Regions from separate parts of the Homo sapiens genome. Here all the other regions are linked to region 2. A link is a loop called in an ENCODE intact Hi-C map of the cell type or tissue named here. Cell type or tissue: heart right ventricle. All regions are shown on one strand. Links, peaks and the distances in the headings refer to the core of each region. The heading gives the core; the rest is flanking DNA.

The links. Hi-C counts contacts between places; a loop is a spot of excess contacts. Peaks named below come from ENCODE experiments on the same cell type or tissue, not always from the same donor. Only the 100,000 strongest peaks of a DNase experiment are listed, where the experiment ranks them.
Region 1: it touches region 2 in a loop (2.8-fold over the local background); 26 of 110 quality-filtered maps call a loop at or near these places.
Region 3: a loop joins it to region 2, with 11 times the contacts of the local background. A loop is called at or near these places in 42 of 110 quality-filtered maps.

The regions. Positions count from the first base shown.
Region 1 is chr13:98,022,266-98,032,891 of GRCh38, reverse strand. It overlaps IPO5 (importin 5), which reads right to left. Exons shown (of 29, transcript NM_002271.6): 29 at 8,596-10,626. Among named protein-coding and RNA genes, the nearest start is that of IPO5, 74 kb to the right of the region's middle. In heart right ventricle, for the core only: no CTCF peak of the experiment used is centred there; a DNase peak (open chromatin) is centred at 6,292.
Region 2 is chr13:98,668,234-98,678,859 of GRCh38, reverse strand. It overlaps the pseudogene RN7SL60P. Among named protein-coding and RNA genes, the nearest start is that of SLC15A1, 79 kb to the left of the region's middle. In heart right ventricle, for the core only: a CTCF peak has its summit at 5,647 (motif pointing right); a DNase peak (open chromatin) is centred at 5,509; H3K4me3 peaks cover 328 bases; H3K27ac peaks cover 906 bases.
Region 3 is chr13:98,835,412-98,843,411 of GRCh38, reverse strand. DOCK9 (dedicator of cytokinesis 9) reads left to right here. Exons shown (of 53, transcript NM_001366683.2): 39 at 5,803-5,918. Among named protein-coding and RNA genes, the nearest start is that of DOCK9-AS1, 7.3 kb to the right of the region's middle. In heart right ventricle, for the core only: CTCF peaks have their summits at 334 (motif pointing right), 2,916 and 3,119 (motif pointing left); DNase peaks (open chromatin) are centred at 371 and 3,101; H3K27ac peaks cover 239 bases.

The sequences.
Region 1 (10,626 bases), core at 1,446-9,445, 650 kb after region 2:
TGGTCTTGATCTCCTGACCTTGTGATCCGCCCGTCTCAGCCTCCCGAAGTGTTGGGAATACAGGCGTGAGCCACCGCGCCCGGCTGAGACACATTTTTAAATAACCAAAAAGGCCATTCAAAATACAATATGAAAACCACACATAAGCTGCTCAGAATACAAACTATTGATAGTCTGAATTATGAAAAAAACCCAGTAATAAGACTTTCCATATACTGATTTTGTGGGGTGGCAATTGTCTTTCCTGTAGCATAATTCAGGGATGATGAATCCTTAAAATATATAATAAAAAACACATTTTGCATTTTCAGATAAAAGAGCAAAACTTTTAAAATATAATGTTCTTAGGTTTTAAGATAATCACAGTATAAATCAGTCACCACAAATTCCATTTATTATTTTACTGTGTACACTATCAACCTTTCTGTTACATTTTTGTTCTGAGATAAAATAACTTAGTAGACACCGTAGATGCTAATTTTTAGAAATTGCGAAACTCTCCTTTTCTTAAGGGAATGGAGATGTAAGGTACAAGGGCCAGGCAGGCCTTCTGCTGGCTCAGCACAGCACAGGGCGTCTGCCCGTGGTTCCCAGGCCTTCTGCATTCCTGTCCACACTCAATTCTCTCAGCAACCATACCAAGGAGGCGTTTCTCCATTTCCCAATGAGTGAACTGAGGCAGAAAATGATGTTAAGTCCACTTTCCAAATCCAGAGATTTGGAAATAGAGAATATACATGCAATTCAAATTCAGGCTGGGGCCAGGCGCGGTGGCTCACGCCTGTAATCCTAGCACTCTGAGAGGCCGAGGTGGGCAGATTGCCTGAGCTCAGAAGTTCGAGACCAGCCTGGGCAACATGGTGAAACCCCGTCTCTACTAAAGTATAAAAAATAAGCTGGGCGTGGCGGCATGTGCCTGTAGTTCCAGCTAGTTGGAAGGCTGAGGCAGGAGAATCACTTGAATCTGGGAGGCGGAGGTTGCAGTGAGCCGAGATTGTGCCACTGCACTCCAGCCTGGGTGACAAAGCAAGACTCCATCTCAAAAAAAAAAAAAAAAAAAAAGAACAACAACAAAAGAAATGACTTTTGAGCCAGGCTGGGGTGAAAGAGAATAGTGGGGCCAATTTACCAAACATTAATTTGCCAAAAGCTATGTTACTAAAAGATCGATTTGCCCACTATCCATGATCTGAATTCACCAAATGAACTGATTAACTAAAACTTGTTATAATGAATTCATTTCTTGAAAATATTAAATGAACATTTCCTCCTTGAATACATTGTTTTCTTCTTACGAGTATGTTAAGGAATGTTTAACTTGTCAAAACTGAGGATCACAGAGTAAAAAATGTATTTTTCTTATTAATTTACTCATAAAAATATACACATCGAATACACTAAATAAATTGTTGTGTACATTTAGTATCTGTCAAGATTTAATCAGAAAAACAGAGACCATACTAGGTATTTCAAACAGGGATTTAATAGAGCAAACTGGTCATACAGATGTTAGAAGGATGAGAGAGAGAGAGAAAAATAAAAGAGAGGCAACATATTCAGCCTTAAAAAGAAAGTTCTGACCCATCCTGTAACAGGATGAACCTTGAGGACATAATGCTGCGTGAAATAAGGCAGACACGAAGAGACAGATACCGTATGCTTCCACTTAACGCGAGGTATCTGGAGTAGGCAAACTCACAGAGACAGAAAGTAGAATGGGGGCTGCCAGGAGCCTGGGTGGTGGGTGGGAAGTTACTGTTTAATGGGGAGAGTTGGCAGAGACAGATTCTTCTTGCTGACTGAGCCTTGTTCATCCAGTCCCACAGAGTCATTGTATCTCTTTAAACTAAGTAGAACAAAACTTCTGAGAGACATATTTGCATGGCTACCCTCCGCCAAGAAAAAGGATTTCCTGAACTTCCATCATCAGTATCATCTGCATGATTTTTGCCACGTCCTCAGAACTGTAGCTCTGTTTACATTACATTAAAAATAAATCAACTCACTGACTTTTATTTTTTTTGAAGTGTTTGAAAAGAAAATTTTAAATCATTACTACAAACGAAAAACTGGTATTTGTTTTTGTTTTGGAGACAAGAGTCTCACTCTGTCACCCAGGCTGGAGTGCAGTGGTACAATCATAGCTTACTGCAGCCTGGAACTCCTGGGCTCAAGCAATCCTCCCACCTCAGCCTCCCAAAATGCTGGGACTACAGGGCTACAGGGATGAGCCACCGAGCCTGACTCATTTGTCATAAATAGAAGGTAACCATAAAATAAATGTTAAAAACAGAACAATGTTATTACATTTAAAAAAATAAGCAATTGTTATAATTTATAAAAACGCATACTTGAAAATATGCTCCCCAATGAGAATAGAACTTCATATGCTGAATTGTACTAAAGGAGACTTGGCCCAATGCCACTTAGTTTAAGATGAAATGAGGTTCTAACTCAGTATGGTGATGCTATTCTCAACATTTTGATGATCACCAGCACTGGCCATACTAATTTATAGGTTGTCATTTATTGAAAAGGGCAAAAGATATTTAACTTCCATCTTTTTTTTTTTTTGTATTTTTTTTTAGTAGAGACGGGGTTTCACCATGTTAGCTAGGATGGTCTCGATCTCCTGACTTCGTGATCCACCCGCCTTGGCCTCCCAAAGTGCTGGGATTACAGGCGTGAGCCACCGCGCCCCGCCAACTTTCATCTTTAACAGGGTTAAATTTTGAGAATTCCCAGCTAAAATGATTTAACTTTTATTCTGAAAAGCCTCCTGAATATTTATATCCCTAGAACGATACATAAGAATTGATCATCTTTCCTTATGGGAGGACGTTTTAAAAAAAACCCTTTTCAGATAATTTAGTCAAGAGTGTTATAAATTTACTTAAATTTCAAAGATTTTGTTGTAGAGATATTTTAGAGGCAAAAAATAAATGTAGTTAATCATTGTTGACTTTTTTTTTTTTTTTTTTTTTTTGAGACGGAGTCTTGCTCTGTCTGTCGCCCAGGCTGTAGTGCAGTGGCGCGATCTCGGCTCACTGCAAGCTCCGCCTCCCGGGTTCACGCCATTCTCCTGCCTCAGGCTCCCAAGTAGCTGGGACTATAGGCGCCTGCCACCACGCCCGGCTAATTTTTTGTATTTTTAGTAGAGACGGGGTTTCACTGTGTTAGCCAGGATGGTCCTGATCTCCTGACCTCGTGATCCGCCCGCCTCGGCCTCCCAAAGTGCTGGGATTACAGGCGTGAGCCACCGCGCCCGGCCTCATTGTTGACTTATATAATGTCTGGTTAAAGAATTCAGGTTGGGTTAACCAGGTGGGCAGTTGGTTTCTTAGAATAGTTCCTACCCATCAGAAAGACATGTAGGCATTTCATTAATTTCCTTCCAGAAGGAGGTCTCTGCCCATCGCCAGTCTCCACATTAGTGTTGCTGTTTTGTATTTTTATTCTTCTTGAAATATCAGCTACAATGTGAGCCTTTGTTTTTTGGCTATTGACCATTTGTAATAATGGCAGCCTTTTCCCATGAGAACCAATTGGAGAACACTCAAGATAGTGATGGGCTATATTTTTCTTCAAACACATCTATCTTCTTTGACCCTTCAGTAATAAACTGTACATTCTTTTTCAAATTAGAAAATGCAATAGGGTCCTAACTGCTTAAATATTTTCACTTTCAATATTTCTTAATCAAAAGGGACTTTATTTAAATGGCTTTTTTTTTTTTTTTTGAGACAGGGTCTCACTCTGTCACCCAGGCTGGAGTGCAGTGATGCAATCATGGCTCAGTGCAGCTTCAGCCTCCCAGGCTCAAGCTATCCTACCACCTTAGCCTCCCAAGTAGCTGGGACTACACACCTGAACGACCATGCCTATTTTTTTTTGCATTTTTAGTAGAGATGGGGTTTCTCCATGTTGCCTAGGCTGGTCTTGAACTCCTGGGCTCAAATGATTCACCTACCTCAGCTTCCCAAAATGTTGCGATTACAGGTGTGAGCCACTGCGCCCAGCCTCAATGGCTAAATTCTTTTTTTTTGTTTGAGACGGGGTCTCGCTCTGTCACCCAGGCTGGAGTGCAGTGGTGATCTTGGCTCACTGCAACCTCCGCCTCCTAGGTTCAAGAAATTCTCCTGCCTTGGCCTCCCGCCACGCCCAGCTAATTTTTGTATTTTTAGTAGAGACGGGGGTTTCACCATATTGGCCAGGGTGGCCTCGAACTCTTGACCTTGTGATCCACCCACCTTGGTCTCCCAAAGTGCTGGGATGACAGGCATTAGCCACTGGGCCGGCTGGCTAAATTCTTAAAACTAGATAAAACATGCCAGTTAATCCCTAAATCATAGAAGATTTGAGAAAATTCAGGAGTGTGATTAAGCAGCAGCAGCACACTCGGGACAGAAACAGACACACCAAACAAGACCACATACCCCATTAGGAGATTTCTAGGAACGGATGAAACAAGACAGTAACTGCTCTGGGGGTTGGGGCCAACTTTCTAAATGGCTACAAATAATCTGGCAGGTTTTCTTCATTGCCAACCCAATTGTCAGTTAATTGAAAGGGGACTATCTCATAGCAATACTGCCCCTAGGAAGGATCTGGGTTTGGGTGTAAGGCAGTTTGGGAGACCAAAACTTCCTGCTTGCCTGTCTGGCTCCTTCACCCTCCAAGGGAGCACATCCGGTGACCTGTCTGGTCACAAATGCCCCACTCTGGGTCACCTCTGCAGCAGCCCAAGAACAACCAATTGTGAGTAGCAAGGCTGGAAAATGCATCACCTGGGGAGGGATTTCTCAATGACCAGGAGCACATGTATTTTTATCTTTGGTGCAGTTTGCTATAATGCTGAAACTGAGGCAGCTCAATGCACATCCTATTTGCAATATTAAGTGAATTTACTTCTTTGATTTCTTCATCAAAGGGTACACCCAGTGCACCCTTTACTTTTCCTTAATGATGTGTCCCCTGTAGCAGAGACCATGTGTTTTACTCAGCCCTTTATTATGCAAGCCTAACGTAGTTTTGGTCAATAGCTTAATAAAAGTCAATCAAATTCTTGATTAGCAAGTACTTCCGTTTTCCATGGTTTGCATGTTTTATGCCATAGGTAACTAATTTGAAAATTGTCAGAATCAAAATGGAGTCAGTCACTAGGCCAGACTCGGTGGCTCACTCTGTACTCCCAGCACTTTGGGAGGTCAAGGTAGCTGGATCATCTGATGTTGGAAGTTCGAGATCAGCCTGGACAACACAGTGAAACCCCGTCTCTACTAAAAATACAAAAATTAGCCGGGCATGGCGGCACATGCCTGTAATCCCAGCTACTCACGAGGCTGGGGCAGGAGAATCACTTGAACCCGGGAGGTGGGGGTTACCGTGAGCCAAGATTGCGCCACTGCACTCCAGCCTGGGTGACAGAGCAAGACTCCGTCTCAAAAAAAAAAGGAGTCACTAATGTTAAGAACACCCGGACAAACAGCTAGAAAGGTCATAGAGGGTTCTCATGTTTGTACGCATGATGACAAAGACCACAAAAATCACAACTTTGCACAAAGGCCTTTGCAACCTCACACAAAAAATACTTCTGCAAGCACACATCCAACTGCTTGTCAACCTTGGACTGGCATCACCCTTGTTACTGACCTGTGCAGTCAGGGATAATTATCTCAAAACAACGATGTAATCCTCATTTCTTCCTTTATAAACCTTTCTCTTTTCGCCTGTAATCTCAGCACTTTGGGAAGCTGAAGCAGGACTACTTGAGCCCAGGAGTTCAAGAGCAGTCTGGGTAACATAGGGAGACTCTGTCATCACAAAATTAAACAAAACCAAAAAAACCCACAAAAACCTTTTTTTCCCTCAATATACTCATCATCTATGATGGCATGTACATTCCCATTGCAATGCTCTACTCCCAAATAAACGTTTTCTTTTTGAGATCCTCTTTTAGGTTGACACTAACAAAAAGAAATGCTATCCAAATGTACTTCCATCTCTTCAGCATGTGTACTCATAATATCAAATCTACAATGCTAGGCACTGCTCTAGGTGCTTTATACATATATTAAGCCTTACAACAACCCTGTGTGGTAGCCGTTAACTTTATGTAAGAGATTAAGGAGCTCCCGCAAGGGGCCACAGCCAGGCAGGAAGTGTGACCCCAGGGGGCAAAGCTTTCCAGCTGTCCACTCCTGTACAATGGCCTTGACAGTGATCTCATCCTACATAGATGCCAGATTCATGTGAGCATGGGGGCAAAAGTCCCTGGTGACCTACAGTTCAGTGTACCGAACAAACCAGCTCTTGCAGCAAACTGAATGTCTTCTCCAAACAGGGACAGACTGCTGCTTTTTAGGGTGGAGCTCCAGATGAGGCAATGGGTGCATTTAGGGCCATGTCTTATGCAGATCAGGCATCTTCAAACACCAGAATCACAGTGTCAAGAAAGTAAAATAGTCCACATACACCACGTTTATGGCACAACTTCACTGACTTTGCAAAGTTTCCCAATATTTTCCACAACTTTCTAGGCTTCCTCCTAATGCCAAGGCTGATTAGAGAACTTGAAAAAAAAAAAAAGTTTGCAGCTGGGCACCGTGGCTCACACCTGTAATCCCATCACTTTGGGAGGCCGAGGCAGGCAGATCACGAGGTCAAGAGACCATCCTCACCAACATGGTGAAACCCTGTCTCTACTAAAAATACAAACATTAGCTGGGCATGGTGGCTCACACCTGTAGTCCCAGCTACTCGGGAAGCTGTGGCACGAGAATCACTTGAACCTGGGAGGCATCTCACTTGAACCTGGGAGGCAGAGGTTGCAGTGATCCGAGATCGCGCCACTGCACTCCAGCCTGGTGACAGAGGGAGACTCCATCTCAAAAAAAAAAAAAAAAAAAAAGTTTGCTTAAATTATCTGTAAGTATTAATAGAATTTAGGTGTAATTCTGATAGCTAATGCTTAATGTGCCTGGCTTCTAAATCCATCTGAACCCTCTATAAGGTATGTACTATTATTGTTCCCATTTTACAGAGAAGGAAACTAAGGCATACAGAGGTTAGGTAAGCTGAGTACATGGTAGACTGGGATTTTTTAACTGACACAGTGATTTGATTCAGAGGTCAGCAGCTATGGCTAGCCTCTTTTGTCAAGTTTCACTGGGATACAGCCAAACCCGTTTGTTTACTATGGTCCATGACTGCTTTCGCACTGCAACGGCTAAGCAGTTTGTGAGACCCTATAACTTGCAAACACATACTTGTTCGGTGACGAGTGCTAAAATATTTACTATCTCGAACTTAGAGAACACATTTGCCAACCTCTGGTCTTAACCATACAGCACCATGGTCTTTTATGGTGCACCTTAGGATCACAGGAGCAAGTTGTCGGGCTGATCCAAACTCTTACATTTTCTACCCATCTGTTACAAAACTTTTAGGGGAAATAGGGGAACTAATTTCTGATTCATATCAAGTGGCACTATTCTGGTTTCCATTACAATCTGAATGCTAGTCAAGAGGACAGAAATGATAGATCAATCAAAAGGAAATACACAATGAAAGCTCCTGAATCATGAAAGAACAGATTTCATAATTATACTCTGCTGCCTTAGTGGAATTTAGAAAAAATTTTTTGTAATGTTTTACAAAAAATTATATTGTACCACTTTTGGATTCATTGAGAAGTGAATAATATAGCTATAATTTATCTTTAAAATGTTTGTATTCATCCAAATATAATAAATACATAGAAATAATCAGCCCAAATGTTGTCTGGCATACACTGTAAGGGTTACAGCTGTGTGGGGAAAAAAGGGTTTAAGTCTAGGGCAGGATGTTGTTAGAATTAACCCCTGCTCCTCAGCACCACCATTCAGAAGTTCCAAGTGCTGGAAATAAATATTCATGCTTCCTCCCAAGTGTGATGTGCATACATTGTGGATCATTCACTTTCTTCTTCTAATAGTGGTACTCATACTTTTAGGGCCGAGAAAGAAAATCTGCTTAGGAATAGCAAACATGGCAGGTTTTGGCTGTTAATCTTTTGTGGCAAAGAAGGTTAAGAGAAGCAAAGTGATTTCGTTTTTTTTTTTTTATTTTTATTTGAGATGGAGTCTCACCCAGTTGCCCAGGCTGGAGTGCAATGGCACAATCTCGGCTCACTGCAACCTCTGCCTCCCAGGTTCAAGTGATTCTCCTGCCTCGGCCTCTGGAGTAGCTATGATTACAGGTGCCTGCCACCACACCTGGCTACTTTTTGTATTTTTAGTAGAGATGTGGTTTCACCATGTTGGCCAGGCTGGTCTCCAACTCCTGACCTCAGGTGATCCGCCTGCCTTGGCCTCCCAAAGTGCTGGGATTACAGGCGTGAGCCACCGCGCCCGACCTGCAAAGTGATTTCTGTGCAGCAGAGAAAACTGACCCAACAATCCTCCTAGGCAGAATGAAGCAGTTATTAAAACATTTAGCTAGCTCCTTAGCCTTTCACGTTGCTTAAACAGGCACTCACTCAAAAGATTAGATCATAAAAATATAATGCTTGCAAGACTGTAAGTAAGCACCCCCCTTATTTATTATCAGACCAGGTGCACCAAGACCATTTATTTGCTTATGTCTTTACTGATGGTTCTGTCAAACTACAACTCCAGAGTTATAAGGTTGCCTCTCATTACAGAAGTGTCAATTAGATTTAAGACAATTTTACTTTTCTTTAAAGATACAGCATTTAAAAAATACTCCAAATTGAGTTATGCCAAAGTTTCTAACACTTGTGCGTGTAACTTGTTACAAAATTCCCAGAAAACGTAAGAGCCACACACATTTTTCCCCTCCAGAAATAGCTTGCATTTATAAACAATATATATCACTTGCTGACATGCAAGACCCCTAAATTTGGTACAAAAGCCAAGAAAAAACTCCATGGATTTTCATCTTGCATAGACAGAATGAGGTATTAAAAATGCTTCTGCAGGTCCTTTCAAAGAATTGTTAGTTCATGGTACATCTCACAGTTAGTTCTGAGCTCTGGGTTTCAGAATCATGTCACACTAACAGCATTTACTACCAACCTTCCCTATTAACTTGATTCAACTCCAATTACCTCTTTGCTTTTCTGCTTTTATCAAGGAGGATGCTGCCAGTCTGCATCTAACAGAGCGCTTCTTTCAGAGCTCTTAGAACCCTGCTGTAAGTACATCTCAGATACTAACGGCATCTGACAATACCACTAGTGTTTAAACTGGAAGGTAGGAGGTTCTTGCTCCCAAAGTGCTTAGCATAGTGCCCAGCAAACACTAGGTTCTCCCAAAAAACATCTTCTGACCACACTGTCATCTGAAATTCTGCAGGTGTGCCATGATTTTAACATGTTTCTTTTCTGCAAGTGTAGTAATAAAGTGTAGTAATAATTTAAATTAAAAAAAGCCTACATTGCTCTAGCTGATTGGCATCAGTACATGAATCGGCTTTGCAGATGCTACATAAGAAAGCAGAAAGGGGTTGTCTTGACACACTTTTTACTCCAATTCCCATTTTTTTCTCCCAAGGAATACAGGCTATAAAGCTCCAAATATTACCACACATTACAAGAGCCCACAGGTATTCATCCACTGAACACAAGGACTGCGCAGGTGGAGTCATTTAATATGCTGCTTTGCTAGATTCGGAAGCCTCCGGGCAATGGTGTTGTGCTGCAAACGTAAAATATATTTGAAGGGCATCTGCTAACAAGGAAACCATCTGTATGTAATCCATTCTATTTTCTATTCCATTTCAGATTTAGTTTTAATAAAGTAATACAAATCATTTAAAGAAAAAACCTTTAATTTAAAATTCTGATCTATGCATAAAATTCATTTTTATATCACGGTTAAATTTAGTACAAACTATAAAAATGTTAACACTGAAGTTTTCAACAGAAGTCTATTAAGATGCCTTAGAAAAATTAAACAACAGCAAGTCATTTACTGCTATGAGGTTAATACATAAAGAAACATTCACACATTTTACTGAAATTTTCAGTAAATAACTTTAGCCATAACACTTATAATTAAAAGTTCAAAAGTTGTGTGTGGCTCTACAGCAATTATAATTTGCAATGAAAACACTAAGCCAAATCTTTTTGAGCTGATCAGAACAATCTTAGCTACAAAATTGGCTGAAATTTGCAAACCTTAAAAAGAACACCAATTGTGAATGGAATAGGTATCATAACTTAGCTTAAAGTGGAAGATGGTAAAAACTCGATGCTTAAGTCTGAATTGCACAAGGAAAATATTAGGGGAAAAAACACTCAGCTATTACTGATAGCTATTACTTTAAAAAAATATTAGATCATTCTTATATTAAAAACATGAAATGAATCCAAGCCAGACAGTACTGAGTTTTTACACAAGCCTCTTTTGTATTCAATGTTGTTTATTGAGGAGTGAATGAGAGACTACTGCCAGACATGCCAATGACACTTCACATTCAAGGGCTGGAAGCTGGAAAGCTTCCCGACTGAGTCACTGTATAAGCCTTCTGGGAAAAAGAACCAAAGTGACATCAAATATGCCATCTTCATGCTTGTTGTCTGTCATCAGTTTTTTTCAACTTTTGGGTCTACTGGTTTGCTGG
Region 2 (10,626 bases), core at 1,609-9,608:
CCCAACAAGGCGGTGGTGATTAGCTCTGAAACTCACCACACAGTAGGCCAGCATCTCACCTGGAGGGGCAGCCGGCTTAGGGGCAGAGGGAGTAAAAGCCACAGAAAAAGGAGTGGCCAGAAACAGCGAAGGAGAGGAAAGGCGAGCATGGAAGTCCATGGGCCTACAGCACAGGGCAGCAAGAAGGGGCAGGCTCCTCCATTTATTTATTTTAAAATTATGGCAAAATACAGACCAGGTGTGGTGGCTCACGCCTGTAATCCCAGCACTTTGGGAGGCTGAGGCGGGCAGATCACCTGAGGTCAGGAGTTCGAGACCAGCCTGCCCAACATGGTGAAACCCCGTCTCTACTAAAAATACAAAAAATGAGCCAAGCCTGGTGGTGGGCGCCTGTAATCCCAGCTACTCAGGAGGCTGAGGCAGGAGAATCGCTTGAACCCGAGAGACGAAGGTTGTAGTGAGCCAGGATTGTGTCACTGTGCTGCAGCCTGGGCAACAAAGTGAGAATGTCTCAAAAAATAAAATTATGACAAAATAAAGATAAGGTAACATTACCATTTGAACCAGTTTTTAAGTCTGCAGTTGAGTGGCATGAAGAACATCCTCATTGCTGGAGGACCATGGCCACCATCCATCTCCAGAACTTTTTCATCATGGCCACCATCCATCTCCAGAACTTTTTCATCATGGCCACCATCCATCTCCAGAACTTTTTTCATTTTGCAAAACAGGAACTCTGTCCGCATTCCACACTAACTCCCCACTCCCCCTCACCCCAGAGGCCACCAGAGTGTGAGAAACGAAAAAGCCATTCTCCTTCCACTTGCCTGTGTCCTGTGATGTTGAGGGCTCCTGGGCTTTCTCAAGAGGGTCCTGTGTGTCCGGGTTTCTGTCTCCAGCCCTGATCTGAGGCAGTGAGCAGGGAGTGAGCCTGGGTCTCCAGGTATCTCGGGTCTATCAGCAAGGATACAGCCACCTCCAGGTCCATCAGCAAGGACACAGCCACCTCCAGGTCCATCAGCAAGGACACAGCCACCTCCAGCAGCTGCTGCGAGAGGACTGTGGCTTTTCATCTCGCCTCCTGCTAACATCTGGTGATTCAGAACCACTGGGGTTTTCATTTGATGTAATGTCTGGTTTGTTCTAATGAGGCTCCTAGACGCCGTAGATATGTTTAAGACTCAAAAGCCACGGGAAGCGAATCTGGTGGGGTGCTGTTCTGGCGCGCCTGGAACAAAAAGCCATGCATTTCTAAGGGCTGAATGTTCTGGAGGCCAGCGTGGGGCCCTGTATTATTCATAGTCCGCTTTTGTGTTATTATAAAGGAATACTTGAGACTGAGTAATTTATAAAGAAAAGAGTTTTATTTGGCTCACCGTTCAGCAGGCTGTACAGGCATGGCACCAACCTCTGCTTGGCTTCTAGCGAGGCCCCTGGAAGCTTACAACCACGGCGGAAGGCAGAGCCGAAGCAGGCCCATCACATGGCAAGAGTGGGAATGAGAGAGAGTGGGGGGATCCCAGACTTTTAAACAACCCGGTCTTATGTGAACTAACGGAGCGACAACTCATCACCAAGGGGATGGCACAAAATCATTCAGGAGGGACCCACCCCCATGACCCAAACACCTCCCACTGGGCCCCACCTCCAGCACTGGGGATCACAGTTAACCTGAGATTTGGAGGGGACACACATCCAAACCATGTCAGGCTCTAAGAGCTTTGTACCTTCTGGCAGTCAGAGGATTGACTAAGCAGCCCTTTGTGCTTGGGGCCATCCTACTCCTAGCACTGAGTCAAGGAAAGCATTTCCCAGCTGGACACGGTGGCCCATGCCTGTAGTCCCAGCGCTTTGGGAGGCCAAGGTGGGCTGATCACCCAAGGCCAGGAGTTCGAGACCAGCCTGGCCAACATGGCAAAACCCCATCTCTACTAAAAATACAAAAATTAGCCAGGCATGGTGGCAGGCACCTGTAATCCCAGATACTCAGGAGGCTGGGGCAAGAGAATCACTTGAACCCAGGAGGTGGAGGTTACAGTGAGCCGAGATCGCCCCACTGCCCTCCAGGCTGGTCAACAAGAGTGAAACTCCATCTCATTAAAAAAAAAAAAAAAAAAAAAGCATTTCCCTTCACAGTTTCCATTTCGTAGGTTTCTCCTACAAAGTTCCCTGTCCCCATCACCACAGGGAAGAGAGGGGAGGCCCAGACCACCTGTCCCAGGGCCCGGTTGACACACATGTCCCTGCTTTGCAGTGGCTGGTAGATGGAACCGAGATCCTGTCCGCCAGCTGGTGCCTTGGGGCAGAGACGGCCTTGCCATCCATGCTGCTCAGCCTGTTTTCGTCTTCAGGAAGGTTGAACTTCAGTAAGTCCGGAGTCTGACTCAGGTCCTTGATTTGATTTACAAACCTGGAAAGGATCTGGAATAAGTCCCACCCAGCTACTAACAGGCACAACTAGTCGTTAGTTGCTAAGGACCTACAGCAGGAGCGAGAGAGTGTGCGTGCGTGCGTGCGTGCGTGGGTGCTTGTGTGTGTGTGCCCATCTTCCCTAATGAGTGTACAGAAAGATGAAACAGATGAGCCCACTAGGGAGGTCCAGGAAGGCACCAAGTCAGTAGCAGAGGGCGGTGGCTCCCAAACCACAGCAGTGACCAACACGGGACATGGAGGTAAATCGGAGTGTGCAGGCTTTCTGTGGTGTGGCCTGGGAGGTGCCTCTGGCAAGTGGAGACGGGCAAATTGCCTGCAGGCGGGAGGGGTCGGGCAGCAGGCAGGTGCTGGCAAGAAGCGGACACAGGGAGAGACCCTGCAGCCTGGGTGAACGCGTGCTTTCGGGAGGGTGGGGCTGCAGCGAGACTGCAGGGCGAGGGTGGAAACACATCATGCTCCTGGTTCTTCCCTTCCTTGAGCTGTGAGCTTGGGCAGGCCGCTGGAGGCGTCAACGTCACCATTTGTAAAATAAAGACAGTGCCCGCTTCCCAGGGTTGGGGTAAGGCCCTTGTGGTGCCAAGAAAGGCCCCTGGGTGAGCCCTTGCCCTGTGCTAGTTGTTCTACCCATGCTTACCGAGCATGCACCAAGGGCAGACACATGCCAGGCAGGTGGGATACCTCCCAGAACAAAAAGAAGCCAGACCCCTGCCTCTGTGCACACTCGCATTCTCGCAGCAGCCGATGAACCATAAGCAACAAATGGGCTGAATAAGGAAATTATGGAAAATGATGTGGTATAGTAGGAGGTGTTGGGTGCCATGGATCTAAAAAAAAAAAAATAGAGCAGAGGGACAGAGGTTGTGACTGAAAAGGATGGTCAGAGGGCGCTTCCTGGGATGGTGGCATGTGAGCAGCCACTTCAACAAGGTGAGGGCAGAGAGTGCCTGGCAGAGGGGCAGCCGTGCAAAGGCCGGAGGCGGGGCATGCCTGGTGTCTTTGAGAGGCCAGCACACAGGATCAGGGGGAGTGAGGGAGAGCCAGAGCCCAGCACACAGGATCAGGGGAGTGAGGGGAGCGAGAGGCCGGCATACAGGATGTGGGGAGGGGGAAGGAGGGAGAGCGAGAGGTCAGCACACAGGATCAGGGGAGTGAGGGGAGCGAGTTGCTGAGGGCGGAGAGAAAGGGTGTGTCTTTCATGTTGGGCAGGCCAGGGTGAAAGCCTGGGCTTTTGAGATGTCTACAGAGGGTTTTGAGCCTAGAAGTCACGTGACTGCTGTGTGGCAGGACCCCTCTAGCTACTGTCTTAAGAATAAAGTGATCTGGGCGTGGTGGCGCGTCTGTAGTCCCAGCCACTTGGGTACTTGGGAGGCTGAGGCAGGTGGATTACTTGGAGCCTAGAAGTTGGAGACCAGCCTGGGAAACATAGGGAGACCGCATCTCTACAAAAAATTTAAACATTAGCCAGGTATGGTGGCACACATCTGTGATCCCAGCTCCTCAGGAAGCTGAGGTAGGAGGATTCCTTGAGCCAAGGAGTTCGGAGCAGTGGTGAGCCACGATCGCACCACTGCACTCCAGCCTGGGCGACAGAGCGAGACTCCGTCTCAAAAAAAAAAAAAAAAAAAAAAAGAATAAACTGAAAGGGGCCAAGTGTCCATGCAGGTTCCCAAGTGACCTTCCAGGAGGGTGGCTCTGGCTAGGTAGGTGGCAGTGTGGTGGTGAGAAGTGGTGGGATTCTGGATATACTTTGGAGGTTGATGGAGCCAACAGGATTCTCTGACAGATGAAATGTGGGAGACAAGAGAAAGATATTTGCTACTTTCAGCATGGCCTGTTCTAAGGGCTTTGAGCATTTTATTCATTTAATACCCTGAGCAGCCCTTGGAGGTAAGCATATCAGCATCCTCATGCCACAGATGAGGAAACTGAGGCACACTGTGGTTCAATAACTTGCTCGAGATCCTACAACTCTGTAAGTGACAGAGACAAACCCAAGCTTGATGATGGCTTTCCTGTGCCTCTGTTCTCTCGAATTCTGAGAGTGCCTGCACCTTGGGAGGAAGCAGAGAGTCAATGTTTGTTTCCAACAGAGAGGTGACTGCAGTAGTCTGTGATTGAAACAGAAACCACAGTTGGGAAGTAGGAAATCCAAGTTCCCATCTGCCTTCCTGGTTAACTAGTCTAGGTATAGACTTCCAGTCTGTAATCATATCAAGGTGGAATTGCTAAGAAGAGCATGTTTTCTGTCTCTCCCTCTCTCTCTCCCCACCGCCCCTCAGCTCACCTTTATAAATCTGTTATTTGCCTGATGTGTTTCTTCAGAAAGAACTCGAGGACACTTCCAATCCCCTTCACACCTCCACTGTCATAGGAGCAGGGAAGGCCTTGGAGACAGGCAGCCCCATCTGCGACGCAAGGACCTGCGCTGCCTCTCAGGGAATAGCACAGAACGGTGGTGAGAACGGAGGTCGCAGAGTCCAAGATTTGGATTTAAGTCCCTAAGTAGGGAGCTCTTAGGACCTGTGTGATAATGGGCAAGTTCTTAGAATTCTGAGCCTCAGTCCTCTCTCTGAAATATGGGGATAATGGTAGTGTCAATGTCAGAGAGGTGTTGCCAGAATTTGCATTAAGGGGACCGAACAACTGCCCTCGTTGGTCCAGGACTGAGAGGATTCTCAGGACAGTCCTTGGCCAAACAGGATGAGTTGGTCACTTTAATTTAATAAGACAATCTATGTAAAGTGCTTGGACTTGGCTCATTGAAGTGCTCTTAGATGCTCCAATGATAGTATCTCTTCAACAACATTTATTTAGTAAGCACCTACTATGTGTTCAATGCTGTATGATACACTGGGGGTAAAACATAGATAAAGCCCTGCCCTCAAGGAGTTTGCAGGTGTTCACGGAATGCTCAGAGCAAATCCTTGGGGTCCAACCATGACAGGGTTAATAGTGGGGCTGTGTCTAAATGGGAGGACAAAGGTCAGGCACTTCTCTCAGCTGTCCCCAGCAGAAGCCACCAAACAGAGCAGTGACCTCAGTGGCTTCCTGTTTCGAAAACATGGGCGTCTGAGAAGCCGGATGGCCCCAGGGTGTGGTCAAATGACCACAGGTGCTTTGCCAAATGGCTCTGGGCAAGCCCAGCTCCCGGAGCTTTTCTTTAGACTGAGTGAGGTCCGGGCAAACTGTTTGCAAGTTCCCCAGATTGGCCACAAGATGGCAGGAAAGCACATTTGTAGGAAAACATGGCAACAAAAGGCTTTTCTCAATGTCAGAAATTAGGAATTTTTTGTGCGTACACATCAGAAGGCCTGTCCGAAACTGAGTATTTGTATTTCTAGAAGTTTCAATCTTGGGACTGGCCATAGCGGACTTACAGTCTGTCTGGACTCAGGTAGGGATTCCAGCAGGGATCGCAATTCCTCCAGATGGCACCAGACATCTTGTGGAAGCAACGGGCTTTACCTGAATTAGGAGAAATTCAGGAAAGAAATTCACATTGACAAAGCACTTCCTACATGCCAGGGTTTGCATTATTTTACATATGTCCTCATCTATTCATTCATTCAACAAATATTTAGTAAGCATTACTATTTTCTAGGCACGGATGTAGGCCAGATAAACTGACAGAGAGTCTAACGTCAGGTGTGGATAAGTGTCACAAAGCAGAAACAAAGAGAGTAGGGAGGCAGAGAGTAATGAAGGCTGATATTTTAGTCAACTCTGATGAGTATTCTATTAATTTCAGTATTTGAAGAACCTTTTGAAGGACTCCAACCTGGAGGCCCATTGTACAGCAGAATTCAGAGAAATCCTTCTAAAACTATGTTGGGTATTGACCATTTTTGGTTTGGGTTAAAAAACAAAAAACAAAACAAAACAAAAAACTATGTTGGGGTCCCCTTCATCTCACCACTTTGTCACCTCCTGTACCCCATATCATCTTCTTTCTTGACTTAGAAAGAAGACCCTTTTTTTGGTGGGGTACTTTTCTGTAGTGACTTCCTGAGAAAGGTAATAGGGGAGGTAAACTTTTTCTAGGGTCTTGCAGGTCTGAAAATGTTTGAATTCTCCCTTCTCTTTTGCTTGACATTTGACTGTGTATAGAATTCCAGCTGGAGACCATTTTTCCTGGTAATTTTTTTTAAAGAGATGGACCCTCACCATGTTGCCCAGGCTGGCATGCAGTGGCTATGCCCAAGTACGATCCCACTATTGATCAGCATAGGAGTTTTGACCTGCTCCAGTTCCAATCTGGGCCAATTCACCCTTTCCTAGACAATCTGGTGGTCCCCCACCCCCAGGAGGTCACTATATTGATGCTGAACTTAGCGTGGACACCCGATTGGCATAGCACACTACAGCCCAGAACTCCTGAGCTCAAGCGATCCTCCCCCATCAGCCTCCTGAATAGCTGGGACTACAGGCATACACCACCATGCCCAGTGTTCCCCGGCAATTTTGAAAGTATCACTCCACTGTTCCAGCTTTCAATGCTTCAGCTATTGAAAAGCCCAAGGCATTCTGATTGTTATGGATCTTGTGTGTAAGAATGTTTTTCTCTCCAGAAGCTTGTAGAATCATCTGTTGGGTTCTAGAAATTTGAAATTTCATGATGATATATCTGGCATGGGCCCATTTTTAACCATTGTGCTGATGCTCCAGTGGCCCTTTCAAACTGGAAACTCATGTCCTTTGATTGTGGGACATTTTTATGAATTTTTCATTTTTAATTTTCTCCCTTCCACTTCCTCTGTTCTCTCTGGACTCCTGTTATTTAGAGGTTAGTCCTCCTTGACCAGCTCTCTAATTTTCTTATCCTTTCTCTCCTACTTCTTTTTCTCACTTTTTTTTTTTTTTTTTTTTGAGACAGTCTAACTCTATCTTCCAGGCTGGAGTACAGTGGCATGATCTCGGCTCACTGCAAGCTCCACCTCCCAGGTTCAAGCCATTCTCCTGCCTCAGCCTCCCGAGTAGCTGGGATTACAGGTGCTTGCCAACGCACCCAGCTAATTTTTTGTATTTTTAGTAGAGACAGGGTTTCACCATGTTGGCCAAGCTGGTCTCGAACTCCTGACCTTAAGAGATCCACCTGCCTTGGCCTCCCAAAGTGCTGGGATTACAGGTGTGAGCCACCGTGCCCAGCCTCTACTTTGAGATTGCTTCAGCTATGCTCTAAGCTCTCTCATGTATTTTTTACTTCCTTCATCAAGTCTTCAATCCAAAGGGCTTTTTAATTACCTGAATTGTTATTGATTATAGTATCCAGCTTGTACTTCTTGATTACAGTGTCTTCTCTTAGAAGTTTCAGACAGTTGACATACGGATTTTGAAGTTTTTTTACCCTACGTAATCTCTATTTTCCCCAAGTTGCCTTTTTTTCTGATGTGCTTGTTTTTTGGTATGTTTTTCAAATAGCAGATCTCATTCGATGTCTTATGACCCTTGGCTGTCTGCTCTATGTTTAAGAGTAGGGGTAGACAAAGGAATATAAATCATTCTATTATAAGGACACCTGCACACATATGTTCATCGCAGCACTATTCACAATAGCAAAGACAGGGAATCAACCCAAATGCCCATGAATGATACACTGGATAAAGAAAATGTGGTCCATACTGTGAACCCAGAACATCTGAGACAGGCCTCAATTAATTTAGAAAGTTTATTTTGCCAAGGTTGAGGACGCGCCTGTGACGCAGCCTCAGGAGGTCCTGATAACATGCGCCCAAGACGGTCAAGGCACAGCTTGGTTTTATACATTTAGGGAGACATGAGGCATCAATGATATAGGTAAGAAGTACATTGGTTCCATCTGGAAAGGCGGGACAACTTGAAGCGAAGGCAGGAAGACTCGAAGCAGGGAGGGAGCGTCCAGGTCACAGATAAGAGAGGGCATTGTCTTTGGACTAGGGCGCTGTGTCTTAAGTCCCACCGGCTTCTCCATGAGACCCACACAGGCTTTGCCTGAGTTTCGCTCCTGCCTCTGGACGAGGTTACTGTGCTCAGTGGTTTGCCCTTAACAACTCAGGCGTCCCCTTGCGCTTTTAGATTTAGGCCTTAAAAATTAGCATGTAATTATGGAAATCACTCAGTCACTTGATTATGACCTCAAAGGCAGGGCTCTTAGTATCCAAATGAAATATTGGGAATTGAAAAATATATCTTAGAATGAAGCAAATTGCCAAATTCCAGTAAAACTCTGAAGATTGCAGTGCCTTCTATCGGTTTTAATCTATGAACCAAACATTTCCAAGGATGGATGACCCAGATTTAGCATAATAGTTCTGCTAGGGAACACAGCCATCAATTACTACCCCTCTCTGAATAAGCAGGGCTCTCATTCTCATTACACTGTAAAAATGATTAAGTAGTGGCCTCCATGAGAAATGTGAAATGTTTTTCAATTAAAAGATAAATTTGAGGGAAATGATTTTATTTATAGATGATAATAACCATATTAGTCAAATTAATGAATTTGTGTTCAACAGGAGTCCAATAAATCATATTTCCATATTGCAAGAATTATTCTGACTTTCCTCACTGTACAGATTTGCACATATTACAATGGTTAGAACTGGGACTTTTAGGACCAAATGAGATGAAAGATCACTATTACAACAAAGAACCAGTTATAAGAATAACAGTTGCTGCCATTTATCCAGCCCTCCTCACGCCTGACCCATATGCCTTCATGCACGTGGTCTCCCCAGTAGCCCTACAGGATTGCCTCTGTTATTGCCTCACTTTTCAGATGGAGCCCAGGTTCTGCTAAATGACAGGCCACATTTTGGCCATTATGCTCTTCATCCTAAGGTTTCACTTATTTAAAACTAAATCCAAGATTTGATTCTTAGAAGGGCTATAATTCAGTTGTAATTAATAAGGACCCAGATTACAAAGTCGAGCATGAGACTGGAAAAGAAGAATATTCGACAACGAAGACAGATTTTCCCTCAATCAACTTGTAAAGTTAACACACTCCATATAAAAATACTGGAAGCTTTTGTTTCTTCAATTGATTGATTTCATTTTGGAACTAGATAATTCTAAGTTTACAGGGACAAGTAGACATGGAAAAATGTCAGGAAAACTAAAAAGAAGAGCGTCGAGGAGAGACGACTGTATGAGGCATCAAGGATGGTGGAGAGTGTGATGTTTCGTCCTCTCTCAAGCTAACAAGTTACCCTGCACAGTTTCATGATGCCAGTAGAAGACATGAGATTCCTGGGGAAAGCCACGTGTCCGCATTATCAACATTTTCTTGTGTGGGTTTCCCAGCCCCTGATTCCCATAAGGTGACATAGAATGGGCCAGGGGACACCGGCATGTACTGTGTATTACACTAAGGGAAGGAGCTCTGAGCCTAGGAAAGCCAAATCTTTTACGGTGGGCATAGGCGTGCCTGTCCTTCACTTCAGGGAGCCACCATCTCTATCTTTCAAGGCTGTTTGCCATCTAAATATCCTCATAAAGACAGTCTGGACCAAAGGCATCTTCAGCTCACAAGATGTGGAAAACTGCAAGAGACCCAAAGACAATGGTCTACATCCTCTTTACTTAAAACAGGAAATACAGGTGTATGAAAAGACAAGTAAGCAAATGGAATGGAAGATAAAGATCCAAATGAACTGCAATCATATGGGAATTTAGAATTCGATAAAGCTGTCATATCAAATTGGTGGGAGAAAACATGGACTTTTCAACAAACGATGATAGGAAAGTAGGATAGTTAACCTGGAGCAAAATGAAGTTAGATCCATAGGTCACACTGCACTCAGAATAAGTTCCAAATGAAGCAAAGATTTAAATATTTAAAAAATGAAATACTTTGGAATTATATACGTCAAAGTAATAATTGTGTATACCATACCACTGGGAAACAGTGAAAGTTTGACAGGGGTAATGCTTAGTTTTATGTGTCAACTTGGCTGGGTTAAATATTTGCTGAAACACCAGAATGTGGCCGTGAAGGTCTTTTTTATATGAGCTAAACATTTAAATCAGCAGACTTTGAGCAAAGTAGATTATCCTTCCTAATGGGGGAGGGGGGCCATCCAATCAGCAGAAGGCCTGAAGAGAAAGACTAAGGTCCGCTGAGGAAAAAGGAAATCCTACCTTCAGACTGTCTTCAGACACAAGCTGCAACATCTCCTCTTCCCTGGGCCACCAACCTGCCAGCTCTGCAAATCT
Region 3 (8,000 bases), core at 1-8,000, 170 kb before region 2:
GGGAGTGCATACTGTATGTACATGAACATGTTTGTGTGTGTGTTTTATATATATGTACATGTTTGTTTTCATCTCTACCTGGGTATTTTTTGGGAAATTTATGGCCATATGTCTTTAAAAAAAATCCCATTTAACAACAAATACAATACCTTCTGTTGGGCCAACCAATATGACATAGATCCAATATGTGAGAAAGTTGCCAGGGAACCCCAGGAGTCCAAAATGATTTTATTTCAGAAGAGAATAAAAATAGGAAGAGTCCCTGTACATCTGCATTGTTCATTTCCGCTATTTCTGTAGAGTAGGAAAGGCTTTGTCAGAACTCAGCTTGACCAGCAGGGAGCAGCAGAGGCCCATGGGAAACGGAATCCTTTGTAGGTCTGTCCCCATCACCACTGGTAACAGGACATGGAAGAAGGCACCACACGCACTGCACATGGAACTCCAGCAAGAACCTGTCTTTACTCTTTAATTTTGATAGGAAGTAGAATAGCAAATCCCCATGCCCAAATCCCGTGATGGCCAAGTAGTCTTAGCTATTTGAAAAACACCCTTAAAAGACAGGTTTGTTGTTTAGGCCATCACTCAGGTGTATGGAAAATAAACTTTAGAACACTTAGGCCTTGACATATTTAGTGTAATTTGTGCTCATTGTGTATCAGTGGAAGAGATTTGTGTCAAATAAAAAATTGAGAGTGATAGCACAAAACCACAAAGAGAGGGTACACTGTAGGTACATGAACATGCATATGTGTATATATGTGCATGTCTATAAACCACATTATGAGGTGAAAACTTAGTGAAATGTGTTTGAAAATAAGTGGTGCATTTGCAAAATATATATAAAATAACACTATGTTTACTTTGATGTCGTGTTGTTCTAGGAATACATCAAGTTCATTTGCATAATTCATATTTTCCACTGGTATAATGCAGGGAACACCAGCCAAGAGGTAGCAGCATGAAAAGAAAATCTGGATTTCATATAATTTGATCTAAAAGGCAGTTAAAGATTACTGGGTCAAGTTGCAGATAATATTTCAGATCAGAATCAGAAAGTATTTTCTAACTGAACTGGCCTTGAGTGGCATGTGCTGAGCTGCCTGTGAAGTTCATGTGGACACCTGCAGCTGGAGCTGTGCAAACAGACTGGAGGAGGCCCAGCTGGGGTATTGTCCAGGTCACTTAAGCATGCCATGAGGAGTTGGATGGCGTGGCTTGTCAGGCCCCATTTAACTCCGAAATGTCTTTGTTACCTAAAGCACAAGCAGGAAAATGAATATAGGTGATCATTAAATTCCTTTACTGTACATCATATTGAATTAATATGAAAAATACAGAGAATGTAGACATCTCTGAGTTAAAATATTTTCCAAAAGTTTTAAAGCATGGATAATATATCTTTAAAATTGGATAAAATGTGCTTGGATGCTTTAAACATATACTCAAAATAGTAAATAAATGTTTGTGGCCAGGCATGGTGGCTCATGCCTGTAATCTCAGCACTTTGGGAGGCTGAGACAGGCAGATCACTTGAAGTCAGGAGTTCGAAACCAGCCTGGACAACATGGTGAAACCCCGTCTCTACTAAAAACAAATAATAATAATAATAATAATGCAGAAAAATCTGGGCATGGTGGTGCATGCCTGTAATCCCAGCTACTCAGGAGGTTGAGGCAGGAGAATTGCTTGAACCCAGGAGGTGGAGGTTACAGTGAGCCGAGATCATGCCGCTGCACTCCAGCCTGGGTGACAAAGCGAGACTTCGTCTCCAAAAAAAAAAAAAAAAAAAAAATTTTGTTCATAAACAAGACACTTATTTCCTTGATTCTGAGATATGTTTCCTTGATTCTGAGGCACATTTTTGCACACTTTCTAGTATTTCCAAAGTTGGGTATATCTTACACATTACACTGGATATGGTAGTCTGTCATTGATTGGTATTTCTTGCAATTGATGGGGTCTCAGAGGTGAGCAGGTCTGATACAGTGTATGTTTAAAGTCAGTCATTTGTAATATCCTTACAGAGGATTTTAAGATGTGTGGTATGTTTAAACCAAGTATTTTCACTTGGGGCCTTTACTTCATATGAGGTCCCACTTTCAGATGCAACTCAACATTAGGTTTAAAAAAGACACAGGGAAGAGAAAGCTGATGGTATGACGCCTACCTCCTGAAGCATAAACTCTTAGATTACAGCCCGTGTCTCCACAAGGCATTCTGAGCATATTTGTTTTTTTTGTCTGTGGATCAAAGGGCAGATATCAAATGATATAAATTTTACCTTGGGGTATCACTATTTATTCTATTCTCTACTCTTTGCCAGTCTGTGAGGAAAACCTCTTTAGCAATAAAAATTGGATGGAAATGAATAATAGATTGTGTAGATATTGATCAGTTTGATATTTTGCAAAAATGTTTGAACTCAATAAAACCATATGCCATGAGTTAATAGGTATCTAGGAGACTAGGTCTTCTACATTTGGAGAGTTCTTTCAGCAAGAAAATTCCTTGTTATTTGGTATTTATATTTTCTCATAAGACTTACTGTGTTTCTGGATTCATGTTATGGGCTAGAGGGGAAAAAAGTCAAAATACGAACAAGAATTTTGGTTGCATAAAGAGTGAAGGTGGCTATCAACATGGAAGTGCCCCCTATAGGAATACGTCTCTGACCTACTCTTCTATCCCAAATGTCCTCTGGTATTCAGAAAAGGCATGTGGCCTCAGGCTTCTGTCCTGCCCACCACATTACCTCTGATGTCATGGTGGTGGGGAGGGAGGAGGTTCGCCGATGTGTCAGCATTATTCATTTGAACTATGCAGGTAACGTGAGTTTGTAGAACAGGGTTAGGTTAATTCAGTGTAGACAAATTTCATCTGTGGCCCCAGAGTATTTGAAAGATTTGGGGGCTTTAGAATAAGTCTTGTCAGAATGACAACAGAATGAAAATTGTATAAATTTGAGCAGTGAATCCGAAGGACCGTAAAGCATCCCGGGGCATGTGTGTCAGAGATAGCACGTCCCTGCAGAAGTCCTGCAGCTCTGTCCCTGAAGAGCCTGGCTGGAGCGAATCAGTGCAGGGCCCCAGGCACCACGGCCCCCTAGTGGAAATCAGTGTGCTTCACACCGCACTCCTTACTTGCCCGGGTCAAAAGCTGCTTAATCAGCTTTCAAAACATTGCCAACCCTTAGTTTAAATAATTTCTCTGCCTCTTCTTGGATTTACTAGCTCAGCTTCATTTTCCTGTGTTGGTCTATACCATGGTGATTGTTGATTCAAGTCCTCCTCCTGCACAGCTCTGTTCCAGGCCTTGAGACAGTCTCAGTCTCTGTGACTGGTTCAGCCTCTCTATGCTGCCAATTATTTTTAGGGATTTAAAAAAATAGCTCTAGCTCAGGAATCCTGCTGATTTTTTAGATGAAACAGTTGGAGGAAAAGCAAAGCATAACAATATGTGGCTAAAAGGACCATTTCTTTTAGATTCCTGTATGACTCAGGCAAGCGTACCGATGTCTGTATGAATCTGACTCTAAAGGAGAGTAGATGGTGTAATAACATTTCCCAGTACCATGTTTCCATATGTGTATACATAATTATATAATAACTTAATTAGCATAGTCCATTGATGGTATGTTTTAAAACAGCACATGGCCAAATTCTAATTTTTAATTGTTGCAGGCTTTCAGCCAGGAGTAGTTAAATTCTATGGGAGTTCTTCAGGCCATCTCATTGGTAATCATCACCTAGATGCACTTCACCTGTTGGTGATCTAGACCAAGAAAAGGACAGTTCTTTGCAGAGAAAGGAATTAAAATAAAGCCAGTTCCTTGTTAAAATTGAACCCAGACAAAAACTCATTCGGGGCAAATGGCAGCCCTCAGGAAAGGATCCCTTGGACCTGTATGATCATTTTGGTTGGTCTGATAACAGGTGTTGTATTTCTTGTGTGTGCCCTCTTACCACAGTATGTGATCACTTTAACAGTCATCATCGACCTGTTTGTTTTCCTCTTTCATTGTCTCTGTATCTTACCAAACAACCTCGCTGAATAAAGTCATGCCTTGGATTACCATCATGGCAGTACAAGTAACATTAGTACCCCAACATATCCACCTTTATTTTCTCTGGGAGATTTCGTACCCCAAAAGCAAAAAATGAAATAGAACTAGCATGGTGCGAGATGTGTTACAGATCCTCACTAAATTTGGAGAGACGTTGGCTGTGCTGCAGAGTGGAAGTGATGTGATCCACAACAGGATCTCAGCACCACCTTTGTAAAAGCAAAGCAGCATTGGATAAAAGCACACAACAGCATTTCTATCATATTTTAAAAAGCACTTCTGTAGCTTTTAAAGCTCTTCTGTAGCCTTTTAAAAACCACTCTATAATTCTGACATTTGAGTCAGAATGATGTCATGCTAGTTACTTGATTTTCTCCCAATAATATGTACTATGATACAGTGACCTGGATAAGGAATTTGGAGTGTAGATTCTGTTTTTTTCCCATTACTGGTCTCAAGAACATTCCCTAGGTTTTCTGTACTTCATTTTCTTGATCTATGTACAAAATGTCCTCCTCTCTGGAGTATTAGGAAAATTACTTAAGTAATGAGGCGTCGCTTTAATTTTGCTCCTTGGAGAAAGACATTACATGGTGTTTTATTATATTGCCATCTTTCTTTGTAATCTAGATCAATACTGTAACATCTTTGCATCCCTATATGTATTTCTGCTAATGCATACCATTTCATAATTTAATCTCAACTTGTATGTCAAATTGCATTTATATCAGTACTAAACTGATTTTGCCACATATAGAAGATATCCGTTTGTATTTAAATTAGGTGTGACTAAGCTAAGTTTAAATGACAGATTCTTCAAGTCCTTTTCTTTTTCTAAACATTTCTTTCAGACATGTTGGCTTTTATGCTTTTTCTTAAAGCAAGTAGAATACTATGCACAGCGCAGTCAACTCTTGATTATCATTCACGAGCTTGCTGATAACATAGCTCCTGAAGTTATTGACTTAACACCTCCATAGCGCTCAATGTGTGCCAGGCACTGTTCCAAGAGCTTCACAAATATTAACAAATTTAATCCTTACCACAACCCTTTGAGGTAGATACTGTATTATCCCCATTCTACAGATGAGGCAGCTGAGGTTATAAAGGGGCCAAATAACTTGCCAAGGCCACACAGCTGGTGAGTGGCAGAGTGGGACTCAGTGACCAGCAGCCTGATCTCAGGCTCATTTTCTTAACCTGCGTTGTGCTGCTGCCTCCGTCTACATGGGAAGCTTTGGAAATCTTAGCCTCTGCCAGCACTCCTGCTGGATAGCAGAATCGATCAATGCCTGTCTTGGTCCAAGTCCTGTCTCCACTGTTTACTACCTGTATGACTTTAGACAAGTTTAGCCTTTCTGTGCCTTCATTTCCTTATCTCCACCAAGGGTTCAACAATCTTCATACTTCACAGGGCTGTTGAGGGATTAAATGAGAGAATATGTGTAAAGTTCATAGAATCGTGGCTGGTACACAGCAAGTGCATAATAAATGTTTGCTGTGGTTATTGCCCTTTCAGAGTGGGAAAAAAGTTATAATTGTATTGAAACATTATTACTACTTTCTCCCTTCCTTCCCCCTCCCACCCCGCCCCCCACCCCAAAAAAAAGGCAAACACAGAGACAAGGTCCCAAAGTGGGCCTTCTGAATAATCAAAAGTTGACTGTGCCTACCGCATCCTGCCAGCCTTGCCTTCTGAACCACTGGGCAGTAATCTTGTGTTGTAATTCATGCAGGCTATGGCCACTCGGACGCAGATGTTCTGCACCAGTCATTACTTGAAGCCAACATTGCTACTGAGGTTTGCCTGACAGCTCTGGACACGCTTTCTCTATTTACATTGGCGTTTAAGGTTTGTATCAATTTGCTGTTCGTGGTTCTAGTTTTACCTTTCACATTCATTCTGCTTGGTAAGCTCAGTGAGCACAAACTTACTATGTTGCATTTTTACTTCAGCAATTATTTTTGTCCCTGTAAGGAAACCATTAATCTTTAAATTCCTTTAATGAAATCATTCCACAGTGAATGGCTTGAATGCCCTGAAATAAAATTTAACTGGTCAGTGTGTGCTGCGCGCTTGGGTATGGTGGAAACACGGTCTCTGGAGGCAGTTAACTCTTGGCTCGAACCTTGAGGATGGTGAATATAGGCACCTAATCAGGCATTTCTGCCTTGAATATCTTTAAATATATCCAAATGTTATAGCGTTTAATTAGATTTTTATGTAGAAAGGAGCAATAAACACAGACACATGTTTTCAGTTTTTTATCTGTTACTGCATTAAATGATAAAAACGTTTTGGAGATAGAAAATGAAAGGGGTTTTTTTTTTGTCTTGTTTTTAAGTTTTAGCAAATAATATTCAAGTAGGTGGAGATGGACTCTTCAGCCACTCTCCTGTTTTTAGGAACCCAATACTTCTCATTCTTGCTAAATGATTACTTCCATTTCTAGCATAGAAAGGAGAAATTGAATGAGTGTTTATATGCCATAAATATTGGAACAGTTTGCTTATTTGCAAGGGTGTTTGGGAAATAGGACCCAAGTCATTCTCTGCTTTACTTGTCTCCACTACTCATAAAGCACATTCCTTTATTAGGAAGAATAATGAGAGTTTTCCTGACATCGTGTCCCTTTATTATTATATACCTTTACTCTCCTTAGCCGCCACCCCTCTCTTGTCCCCATGAAACTCATTACTAGGAGCCCAGTTGAGAGACTGGGAAATGAGAGCTTAAAGAAAATGAGCTCGGGGTAGAAGCGCCTCATTACCTGGAGCCTCTACTACAGGGGCTCTCAGAGTGTGGTATCCGGGCCAGCAGCCACTGCAGCCCTGGGAGCATGTGAGAAATGGAAATCCTTGGGCCACTCCCCAGACCCACTGGATCAGAAACTCTGGGTGTGAGACCTGAACATCACAGTGCCTCTACTAGAAACATGAAAGAAGCTTCGGAGCCTCTCTTTTCTTTTGGGTATTTTTAGTTAAAAATTCTTAGTAAATAGGCAAGGAAGGTTTTAAAAGTGAATATCTGGCCATGCACACCTGTATCAGTCTCAAACATGAATCATTAAGTTCAGAACAGCAGCAGCAACACCTTCTTCCCCTCTCCTCCTGTGCCCCACCAGGTAAATAAGCAGAAAATTCTGGAGCTGCAGAGCAGTATCATGGGGTGAGCTACAGGCACACGGGGCACAAGTGCAGTCTGAGTGGCACCTGTGAGAACAGTGACGGTTTCCTTACTGAACAACTGAACAGCCTGCAGTTCTAATTCAGCCCCCTTCAAGTTGCTTGCTTAATAGTAAAGAAGAGGGGCCTGGTGAAGTGGCTCACACCTGTAATCCCAGCACTTTGGGAGGCCAAGGCAGGCGGATCACGAGGTCAGGAGATCGAGACCATTCTGGCCAACATGGTGAAACCCCATCTCTACTAAAATGCAAAAAAATAGCCAGGCATGGTGGCGTGCGCTTGTAGTCCCAGCTACGGGAGGCTAAGGCAGGGGAATCGCTTGAACCCAGGAGGCGGAGGTTGCAGTGAGCCAAGATCTCGCCACTGCACTCCAGCCTGGCAACAGAGCAAGACTTCGTCTAAAAAAAAAAAAAAAAAAAAAAAAAAGAGTTGTAAAGAAGAGTATTTGTCACTATTCCTGGATCTCTAAATATCTGGCCTCCAGTCTCAGAATGGGAAGGTAGTAGGAGTTCAGATGTGAATTCCAGGTTGACAGTAGCACTGTTACCTGTGTTTGCTCCTCACTGGTCCTGTGGCAAAGGGCCTGATCCCTGAGACACCCAAGGAAGATTGAGCTTCTAGAGCTAAGGTGATCTCTGTGCAGGTTTATATGCCTGCATGCAAAAAATGTTTCCTGTTTAAAGCTCACCTCCCCCCAGCTGGGAGGTGGGCGAATGTATGGTGCACTCTCTGGCATTACTGGATGCTG